2 separate regions of the Mus musculus genome follow, and region 2 is linked to region 1. The links are chromatin contacts, found by POLR2A ChIA-PET in ENCODE. All regions are on one chromosome and are shown on one strand. The core of a region is the stretch at or near the end of the contact, and the rest is flanking DNA. Distances in the headings are between cores, read along the strand shown.

The links. ChIA-PET counts read pairs that join two places held with the same protein, here RNA polymerase II (POLR2A).
Region 2: POLR2A ChIA-PET joins it to region 1 with 23 read pairs in embryonic stem cell. The contact joins the promoter of Agps here to the promoter of Nfe2l2 in region 1. POLR2A ChIA-PET finds 5 or more read pairs at or near these places in 4 of 5 experiments (Patski and embryonic stem cell).

Annotation. Positions count from the first base shown.
Region 1 is chr2:75,701,717-75,706,809 of GRCm38, forward strand. Nfe2l2 (nuclear factor, erythroid derived 2, like 2) reads right to left here and starts at 2,947. Exons shown (of 5, transcript NM_010902.4): 1 at 2,648-2,947. The coding sequence starts at 2,692.
Region 2 is chr2:75,829,609-75,835,264 of GRCm38, forward strand. Agps (alkylglycerone phosphate synthase) reads left to right here and starts at 2,569. Exons shown (of 20, transcript NM_172666.3): 1 at 2,569-2,903. The coding sequence starts at 2,605. Gm34861 (a long non-coding RNA gene) reads right to left here and starts at 2,579. Exons shown (of 3, transcript XR_866490.3): 1 at 2,433-2,579.

The sequences.
Region 1 (5,093 bases), core at 1,697-4,196:
AAGAGTCTTTGGGTGGTGGTGGGGTTATTGAGAAATTATACATCCGAGGCAATTATACTATTGTTTGACTTGCAAGGGAGTGTCCACTAACCTTAACAAGTCTCTAGCACGGAAATTCTTAGTTTTCCCTGCATCTTCAAGCTAACCCTGGTTCAAGACAAAATTAAGAATGATGTATTTATGAAAATCTTTTAAATATGCTGGATCATGACCGAGGAAAGGTCTAGAAATAAGGGTAACTACCCAAGTGTTCCCTTTTCCTGTAGCTTTGCTGAGCGTGACGCATCCTAAGTAAAAATAAATGTATATCTGGCTTTCAACGCTTCCTGTCAGTTCTAAAAGAGGGTTGTTCCTCAGCATTGTGTAAGGACCGCTGTTAGTACAAATGGAATTCCAAAGTGGTCCTAGTTATTTCTAAGGCAGAGAGACTGATGTAGCTGTGTTTATCCACCTACACATGGCTTTTCTGTAGTGTCTCAGAGATTCAGAGATGTGTCACCTATCTAGAAAGTCAAGTTTTTCTTAAGTTGTTCTCTCTCCCTTCATTCTGGAGAGGCCAATCTCGAATGTGTCTTTAAAAATAATCTCATATGTCTTATTCAAGATCAACTTCATCTCTTGCCTTCAACAAAGTATTTTATCTTTCCTAGACACCAGTGGGAAAGTAATGGATGCCCACCCCCGCAACCCGGTGCTGAAGAACCATGGAGTCTACTAACCATGAGCACTGTTAAAACAAAATGCTACAGTGCCACAGCTGAATCACTCTCACCATGTCTTTAAATCTGTAACTCAATTCAAATCCTTCTGGACTATCAAACAATGCTTTTTAGCTGAATTATGATCTTAAATGATTTCTTCAAGGTCTTCAAATATTTAAATCAATGTCTGGAAAGAACTAGAAATGTCCGGCTAACAAAGCTTTCACACGGCAGAGAAAGAAAGCAGCACAGCTGCCATTTTTGTAAATGAAATGTTATTCTACACAGGAAAGAGAAAAAAAAAAACTTTACAGTCAAAGTTCATTTGCACCGTGTATCCTGTGGCCAGGAAGCATTCCTTCTGATTACTCATGAAGAGCAGAAATCAGAAAATACAGTTTACTTATTCATCCTAATGAAAACCAGGCTACAACCCCAATCATTTCGGGGCCAAGTTCAAGGGAGGGGTAGAATTAATGCACTGTCAGTAACTTAAAAACTGACACCAGGACCTTCCAGGTCAGCCGAAAGCTTTACATTTAAACTAACTTACTCTTTACCGAGTTATACATTCCCTGGAGTTAAATGGTTTCTTTTCCTAAAAATCCAATTCCGACTCTTTTGTGTGTGTGTGTGCGCGCGTGTGTGCCAACATAAGCATTTACTTCTTTAAAACTGCCTGAAGTATAACCAGAAACTGGTTTTCACTTACATAACAATCTTCAAAACTTAGCAAGAAAGTGTTATGAAACGCAAGCGTCCCATTCGCTGTCTTCAAAGTGCGCAACATGCTAAGAAAATTGAGGCAGAATCTCAAACAGCAAAGAAAAATGTATTAAGGACACAAGCGAGGGATAATAAATAAATGTCTAAAAGCAAAACTTCTGCAACAGTATAAAAAGCAACAAATTCTAATCTATTACTCTTACCCTTGACGGCAAGGACCAGAATATCCTGCCTTATACATTTTGGTATTACAACTCTGTAATGCTAAATCCAAAGACAAAGCCGCCCAGGGGAAAATAACAATTGCGCAACTGATCAACAGCTCCAACTTGTCCCTTGGCCCCAGAGCAGCGAGGTTTGCACGCTATAGAGCAGGAAAGGGCCAACCGAGGGCCTCTGTGACTGCCAACTGGCCGATGTAAGCCAGCCAGAAGCCACAGCCTCGCACACTACGTGGGGCCCCGCGGGTCACCATACTCAGAACACACAGCCCAGCATGGGGCCCACTCGGACCTCGGAGCCCGCCGCCCAGGTCTGCACGTCCTTGCGCCCGGCGCGAGGCCATTCCCGGGTTCCCAGGCTGAAGGAGCGTGCGGAGCCCTGCCGGCAGGCCGCCCGTCGGGGCGCCAGAGCACGAGGGCCACCCGGTGACTTTCTCCTCCGCCCCCGGAGGGCTGGGCTTTTCTGGATCAAGACGGACAGGCGTGATCTTACAGACCAGCTCTCGGGCTGAGGCCGTAGACGGCCGAGCTCACCAAGTCGTAGAACGGGGGTTGGGGAGGGCTTCGGGCGGACGCCGAGGAGAGACCTCAGCTCCCCCGAGCGCGGCCCCGTGACTAGGCACATTTTTACCGGCACCGAATCAGGGAAACTACGCTGCCCCGGAAAAGGCCGGGCGGCGCCGGTTTAGACCGCCAGCATCCACCCCCCTCCCGCCTCTGCGCCTCCCACCCAGCGAGGTGGTGGTGTCTCTGCCTGGCCCCACGAAGTCAGAGCTTCCTCCACACCCCAACCTCGCCGCCCCTGGAGACCTCAGGCTCGGACCCCACTCTCGTCGCGGCCCCAACATCCTCCGTTGCCCTCCCAGCTCGGCGGGGCAGTTCCCAGGCCCTGCCGTCGTAGTCCTGGCTCAGACTGTCCCTCCCTCCCGGAGCCACTATCCCCTCGAGCTCCTGCCGGCTTCTTGGCACAGCCCAGGGGCCCGAAGGTTGGGGCAGCACCTGCTGGGACTGTAGTCCTGGCGGTGGCAACTCCAAGTCCATCATGCTGAGGGCGGACGCTGTGGTAGGGCTCCCCGACGGCGAGGCTACTTGCAGCAGAGGTGAGGCGGCGGCAATGGCTAGTCCGAGCAGCGGAGAACTAGGAGATAGCCTGCTCGCTGGAGTGGCAGGCCAGCCTTAGTCCGCCCCGCCCCCGCCCCCTGGGGGCGGAACAAGGACCTAGGGACGGGACAAGAACTTAGAGGCGGAGAAAAGGCTAGGGCAAGAGGCAAGGGCCAGAGGCAGGACAAGGGCATGGAGGCGGGGTAAGGGGCGGGGCAAGAGCTTGGAATCGCGTACAGGGGCAGGGCAAGGACCCGAGGGCCCCCCGCAAAGGCCTAGGGCGGGGCAAGGGGAGGGGGGGACAAGACGGGGGCCAGTGGAAGGAGCAAGAGCCCGAGGGCGGGGCATGGACCTGAGTGCTTCCGGCCGGAGTTCCCGCGTTCCCCTCGACCCCCCACTGTTGATCCTCCTCTCGCTGTCCGGGGCATGGCGGAGTCAGGTGGGCTGAAGTCGCACGGGGGGCGGAGCGCGAGCAGGAGGCCTTCGGCCCCCCCAGTCCTCTGTAGGACAGCACCCCCTTGCTAGAGATTAGCAGCTGTTTGCCGAAGGTCGCTCCAGCCCTGGCTCTTTGAAGCAGTTTAAACAGTTGGTGCAAGCACACCGGGAGCCCCGGCCCGTGCGCTGCTATCGGAGCTGCCACTCCCTGATTTGGACCTGCAGAACCTTGCCCGCTTTATCTCGCTCCACCGGCTGACTGTGGCGCCAGTTTCGGGGTTAGGGCTCTGAGCTGGGACCCGGACTTTGCAAGAGGCCAACTGCCCTCTGGCCCCAGGTCCCATTCAGTTGCTGGTGCTCAAACACCTCTGCCCCAGGGAGATGGATGAGTCCACGCTGCAAACTCGTGCTCGCTTACTCGAAGGCCCTCCACTTCTCCCACGTGCCCTGGGCTCGGGGCCCAAGCGGTCACTCAGTATCACTTCATCCACCCAGAGCCCAGCAAGCGGGCACAGCTCTAACAGAATCACCGAAGTGGATTCTAAGACTCTCAGGGTTCCTTTACACGTACTTACTCTATTTGGGAATTTTGAGGTATGATCTCATAAGGCCCCACCTCTCAAGCTGTTTTTAGAGCAGCGTTTCTCAACCGTCGTAATGCAGCGACCCTTTAATATAGTTCGTGTTGTGGTGACCTCCAACTAGAAAAGTATTTTTGCTGCTACTTCATAACTAATTTTGTTGCTATAAATTGTAATGTAAGTATCGGATGTGCAAAATATCTGAGATGCTTGGGGTGGCTCTCCACAGGCTGAGAACTGTACCATAGACTCTGCCACTTGGGTTTGGTGGTGGTGGTGGTGGTAGTGACTGTTTTCACAACGTTCATTCCCAAACATACTTCTTTAACTGCCCCCGAAAAAAAATCCAATTTCTAAAATAGTTATATGGGCTTAGAAAAAAAATCGAGGGATGTTTTAATGTGTTAATAGTTGAAAACCCAGAGTATTTTTATCTTTCTCTTTGTTGTTTTAAGTATGTTTGAACACAAATATCTTCTTTTGAATTTTTTTTTTTTTTTTTGGTTTTTTAAGACAGGGTTTTTCTGTGTAGCCCTGGCTGTCCTGACACTCACTCTGTAGACCAGGCTGGCCTAGAACTCAGAAATCTGCCTGCCTCTGCCTCCCAAGTGCTGGGGCTAAAGGTTTGCGCCACCACTGCCTGGCTTGAAATGTATTTTAAAAACCACTACCCTATTATGGGCCTGGGGTCAGTTAGAGATTCAACAATCTGACAAAGAAAGGTCTCTTACTCAGATCCTAGCGCTAGGTCTCCAGCTGAGACTCAGGACTTCTGAATGCAATGCTCAGCCATTTGTTCTCTCACAAACAGAATGCAAACAGAATCTCCTTCTCCAGCAAAACAGAAACAGCAGTAAAAAAAATTTAACCCTTAACGGCCCTTAACATTTGGAGGTCTAATTTTGCTTTATAGTTCTCTGGAGCACCGAAAATTTAAACTTTTAAACATAAAGTTAGCCAACAACATAATATTTCATAGTATTAATGCTGCAGGGGCCAACCTCTGTCGGCAGGAGAGCTAAGGGCCTTGTGACAACTGAAAGCAGAGTTACTAGCCAGGAAGAACCTGAGAAAGGAAATGGGAGGCTTTTACTTCCTCCTTGTAGGGCCTTTTCCCTCTCTCTGTGATGCCAAACCAAACTGAATAGTTTGCTTAGTAGTTTGCGTAGAAGCAGCACGTTTCCCCAAGGTCATACAGTAATCTCTGTGTTGTGCATAAAGCAGATCAAGTGCCCTACCATGCTGTTGGAGTACCTCGGTTAATGAATCGACCTGTTCTTCTAATTTTACAGTAGACTTTTCTAATGCAAATAAATCCTGGGTTATCT
Region 2 (5,656 bases), core at 1,319-3,818, 130 kb after region 1:
GAGAGGCAGAGGCAGGGGGATCTTGTGAACTGGACGATATCCTCATCTCATCCTGACTTGTAGGTCAGCCAAAGCTAAGCCCTCAAGCCAAAGCAAGCAAGCAGGCAGGCAGGCAGGCAGGCAGGCAGGCAGGCAGGCAAGCAAGCAAGCAAGCAAGCAAGCAGGCAAGCAGAAGTCAAACAAAAACTCCAGACAAACCACAAAACATTTCCTGGAGCTTCCACGGCTCCCAGACAGCATCCTGCTGCAAACAAGAGTTCAAACCTATTTTATTTAAATCCTGTGTGGTGATATTCAAGCTGTTTTATCCTGCTTGAAGTTGATAATCACGAATTGGTAATAAAGTCCCTCCTGTTTGTACTCTTTGATGTCTGTGGATACCATCCTTGGAGGACGGTGACCAAGAATCAGGTTGAAGACAAGGTGGTCTCCACTGACCACCGCAGGACTATTGGAGGAGGCAACCAAACATGAGTTACTAACTACACCACTTTCATCTGTGGCTCTAGTCTTTTCCCTAGATTAAAAAATTCGAGCTCCTTATAAACTGAGTGTAAGTCTCAGTTACAACATGACTTTTGCCTTCACAAAGTCTTTGGCCCTTTTGGAGGAAGAGAAATGTGTACATAAAAATTAAATAAAGACATGCATCATAAATGAAGACCAGACATGCTTAGGAAGAAAATGCACACAGAGAAAAGTGAAGGTGAAGAACCAGCTGTACAGAGGCAAAACAGCAGTAAAAGAAACTGGGGTTGGTGGAACAAAATGGCGGCGAGGCCACTGGAACAAGGAAGCACAGAAGGAGGCAGGAGAGGACAGAGTTTCTGAGTCATTTAAGGAAGCACAGGCGGATGAATACGCTCTTGCAAGGTCAAAGGATAATCTGCACTAGAGGCGATAGAACATCAAGACTCAATAACTGATAAGTCTATTTTTCTCTGCAGCAACGTCACTGGTGATATCTGAATTTGCCGGATGAAGATAATGGAAGTAAAATATGAGGAAGTGGGAGAAATGTCTGGATGAATGGAGGGGACAGCGGTTAGGAAAAACCCTTAGCTCATTAATTCTTGGACCGAGTCACCTCCAACTTCTCTGGCGACTTTTACCAAGCCAATAGATATGAATGCATCGTTTTCTTCAGCTTGTGCAAGGCAGGATGGTCATTATGAACATGTGCACAGCACTGGAAGGCAAACTGAAGTTTACTTATTGATTTATTTTAAGTAAGACGCTACTTCTCTAGCAGAGAATGATGTCAAAGGATCTCTTTCTTCTGTTATGAAATGTTCAGGAATGCATATCTGTTCTCTTAGTCATGCATCCAGCCCCAGTCACACCCTGCAGGAGCAGGTTTGCCCTGGTGAGAGGATGGTCACCTAAACAGAGCTCTCATGGACTTAAAAGTCAGAAGAGCAAAGAGAATTCAACAGAGACCTTAGGTAGATGCACAAAATAGATGTTACTAGGCCTTTATAGCTTTTATATTATCTGGAAAAAAAATCAAGTATAAAAAGATGCTAAGCCACCCAACACCTTCCCTTCAAGGCTCAGGGATCGACACAGAAGAGGAGGAAAGATTCTAAGAGTCAGAGCTGATGGATGACTCCAAAGAAAGTGTCTTTTGTATACAACAGAACTAATTCACATACGAACTCACAGAAACTGTGACAGCACACAAAGGATGTACAGGGGATCAAGCCAGATGGAATCCTAGAGCTGAGAGGTTGAAGTGGACACAGCGTCCCACCATGAACCAAAAAGCTATCTGAAATTGGTACCCATCCGCACAAGAAAAGTACTTTTTGCCAGTGGAGTCTCACTAGGTATATTAACCACACTTCAGAGTGGGCCCCATGCCTAGGAGTTGTTGGCTAACACAAAACGAACTCAATGGTATTTTTGCAGATAACACTTTTTCACGTAAACAAACAAACCAAAAAACCAAAAAACCAAAAAAAAAAAAAAAAAAAAAAAACAACCATTAGATTGAAGGCTGTGGTTTTTATACAGCCTGTGGGCAAGACGGCTCAGTAGGTAAAGGTACTTGCCACGAAGTTTGATGACCCGAGTTTGATGCCCTGGATACACATGGTGGAAAGAGACAACTGGAAGTTGTCCTCTCACTTCCACATGAGTGCTGAACACAGTGCTAGACACCTAGAGACTGATGGGGCACTGGCTCTATCGCTTAAAGGATTGGTTTTGACCTAGGGGAAGTTCACCAGGTTTGGCTCCATTGCCAGATCAGCAGCACCACCGGCCCACTCACTATTCAGGCTCCTAGGCATCTGTTCCAGAAAATAGCCTCCGGGCGCTCGGGCCACATCCAAGATGCCACACCCATAGGTTTGGCAACTGCGGGTGTGCTGTGTAGTTTGGCTCTCCTCCTGCCCCTTTGGGCCAATCCGGGCTCCGCTGGAACTCACCTGCTCTGCAGGTACGCCAGGACGAGGCGTGGCGAGGCGCGGCGGCGGGCGTGGCCGAGGCGGGGAGGGGCGGGGCGAAGCTGCTGTGGGCGGGGACAGAGCCCGTTGAAGCTCCAGGCGCAAGGCCCCTGCCGCCAGTCGCCGCGGTGACTGCCGGGATGCGCCGCAGCGAATGGTCGCGCGGGGCGCCGCTCTGAGTGACCTTTCACCCGAGCCCAGCGGCCTCGGGCGGCGGCACAAGGCGGAAGCCATGGCGGAGGCGGCGGCGGGCGAGGCGGGCGCGAGCGAGCGGGACCCAGACGCGGGCCGCGCGCGCCGGCGGCTGCGGGTTCTGTCGGGCCATCTGCTGGGCCGGCCCCAGGAGGCTCCGAGTACCAATGAGTGCAAAGCGCGGAGAGCCGCGTCGGCGGCCGGGGCGTCGCCCGCCGCTACTCCTGCCGCACCAGAGTCGGGCACCATCCCCAAGAAGCGGTGAGTAGCGGCCCGGGATGGAGCTGGCGGCGGGAGGCCGTGAGCGGCCTGGGCTGTGGGAGAGGAGAGCACGGGAGTGGGCAGGGAGTTGGCAGGGTGGGCGGAAGGCATTCCGATCCCTGAGAGTACATCAGCTTGCGGGCTGGGAGTGGACCAGACACACCGGACTCTGTCGGGAAGGGGCGGCATGGCTTGGCCGGATTTTGGTGTCTCTTTTTGAAGGAAACACATTTCATGACCTAGTGGGAAAAGGGTTTAAGCGGATCCCCTCTTTTGGGTTTTGGAGGCTGGAAATTCATTCTCTATCTTGGAACGGGTAGCAGGAGGATTGTCTTAATCTACGACGAGGAGTTTTAAAATTGCACTAGATAATCAGATTTCTACGAATTCTCAAAAGCCTGGATGCTAGCAAGCTGGAGTGGGATGGTGGTACTCTGGGGAGAGGTGTGAGTGGTTTCTGTAGGGTAGGTTACCACTTCCTTGTGGTCATGGATTCTAACTTTAAGGGAGGAAACCAGTGAGTGAGTGAGTGAGATACAGTAGACTGCAAGCGTTAGTGACTTAAGACTTTGGTATTCCAGCTACTGATCCTTTAAGAAGCTAAAAGACAAGAGTCTGAATGAGGAATGTTTGTAAAACCTTAAGACCATTGGAGGAGAATCTCTGTCTCTGATGAAAGCTGTCGAGAGATGGTGTTTTCTGAGATGATCAGTTTGGAAAAACTTGGAGAATGAAAAAAAAAAAAGATTTTGCTAACTCGAATGTGTACTTTCAAAGTGCTGGAGATGGTGCTATTTCCATTACTTCTACGTTCCTAAGGTATTAGGTAGGTGCAGTAGTCTTCCATTTTACAGATGAAGAAATTAGAAGAAAAGGTTAAGAAGTGTGCTGCAGGTAGCAGGTACCTGTGTTACAGTTTACACATCAAAAGCAAATCAAATGGACTGCCTCATGAATTCAACCCATGTAATTAAGTTCTCACTGCATACACACTGTGCCAGAAATGCAGGGATTCTGAAATGTGCTCTTCCCTGTAGGGCACCAAAGTAATAATACAGTTTAAGAAATTTAGCTGATAATTGAAACTCATGGTCATTTAACCCTAGTTTTGAGTATATGTATTTGTTAGGATAAAGGCTTTTCTGAGCCAGGGGTTTCTGTGTAAATCTTGAAGTTTGTAATGAAAACAGCCCTGGAGGGGGAGAAAGCTCGTGGTAGACAAACAGAATGGTCACAGGTAAAGAGTGTGGGGGACTAGAGAACTACCGGACTCAGGTGTGGCAGAAGCTGTGAGAATGACAGGGATGCGGACGGAAAGAACATCTGAGTTACTTTTTAGAAAGGACACTGGAATGGAGATGAAGATTCGATTGGCAACTGTAATGGCTGGAAACAAACCTAGGTTTGAATTCCATTAGGCTGTTTTACCGTATAAACTTTCTGTCTCTCTCAGAGCTGTGTCCCCTCCCTCATTTTAAGAAAGATGTAGAACCAGATGTGGTGGTGGTGGGTAAGCCTTTAATCCAAGCACTTGGGAGTGGAGGTTGGAGACCTGTTTTAGGAAACGGAAACAAAACCAAACAAAACCAAAAAACCAAAGAACTAATCCCTGCTTTGCATTTTTGCTTTGGCAACAGAAAACTGCAGCTGAAAGATGTTCAGTGTACTGTGTTACACAAGCTCTCAACAAATAGCTGTAGTTGCTTGTGTCTGAAGACAGACAGTGGCTGTGAATCGCCTAACTTTAATGCATAATGCTGGGACTCGGAATTAAGGCATCCGATACCATTTTAAGACTACGAGGAGGTTCCCAGAGTTTGGTTACTTGGTGGTAGGAGAGGGTAAAGCCGAGAGTCACTTAGCCTCTGGTGTCACTGATGTTATAGTATCTGATTTCTCATTTTTCCTAGTGGCTTCATACACATGACTGTTTTCTCATTTGCAGGTATCTGTGTGACTAAACATTTATATGTGCACCTACATTATTAAATTAAGTAGGCAGGGCAGGTTTCCTTAAGATGGGTTTAGTGGCCTTTGCCTTCAGCATTTAGGGAAGAAATAGCAATGCTCTGATGTAATAGGTAAGACTACTTTTTTTTTTTTTTTTTTTTTTTTTTTTTTTTTAAGACAGGTTTTCTCTCTGTGGCCCTGGTTGCCCTGTAACTATGTAACTAGCTTTGTAGACTAGGTTCACTTTGAACTCAGAGATCCACATCTGCCTCCCAAGAGTGCTTGGATTAAAGGCATGTGCCACTGCTGCCAGGCTGGGTACGACTTCTTAAGGCTGAGGGTAACTGCTCTAAGTAGTGGTGATCCTTGCATGGCAAAGTGTAGGGACAACTGCAGCTCACTTATGGGGTGAAGGTGGGAGGACGCTCAGGGTTAGCTGAGTAGTGGTAACATCTACACCGTAACACTGCTCTGAAGTTTAATCAAAATGCTTGCATTTAATTCAGTGCAAAGTATACTACTGTCATGTATTAAGGGAGACATAAAACCATGTGTTAGATGAAACATTAGATGTTTTCTCAGACTGTGATCGTTCTATTTCATTATTGTTGGTTGGGAAACTTTCAATTCATGCTACTTAGCTGGGTCTCAACATCTATAGCAACAAGAACTGAGCCTAAAGGGAAAAGGAGGAACTGAAGTACCTATCCAGCAAAGGTGATTATAGCTGTGCTTAGTGGTTTTGGAATCTTTTGGTGATTTGCGTGTTACTCCTCTTTCATTACTCTTGGTGGTGATATTGG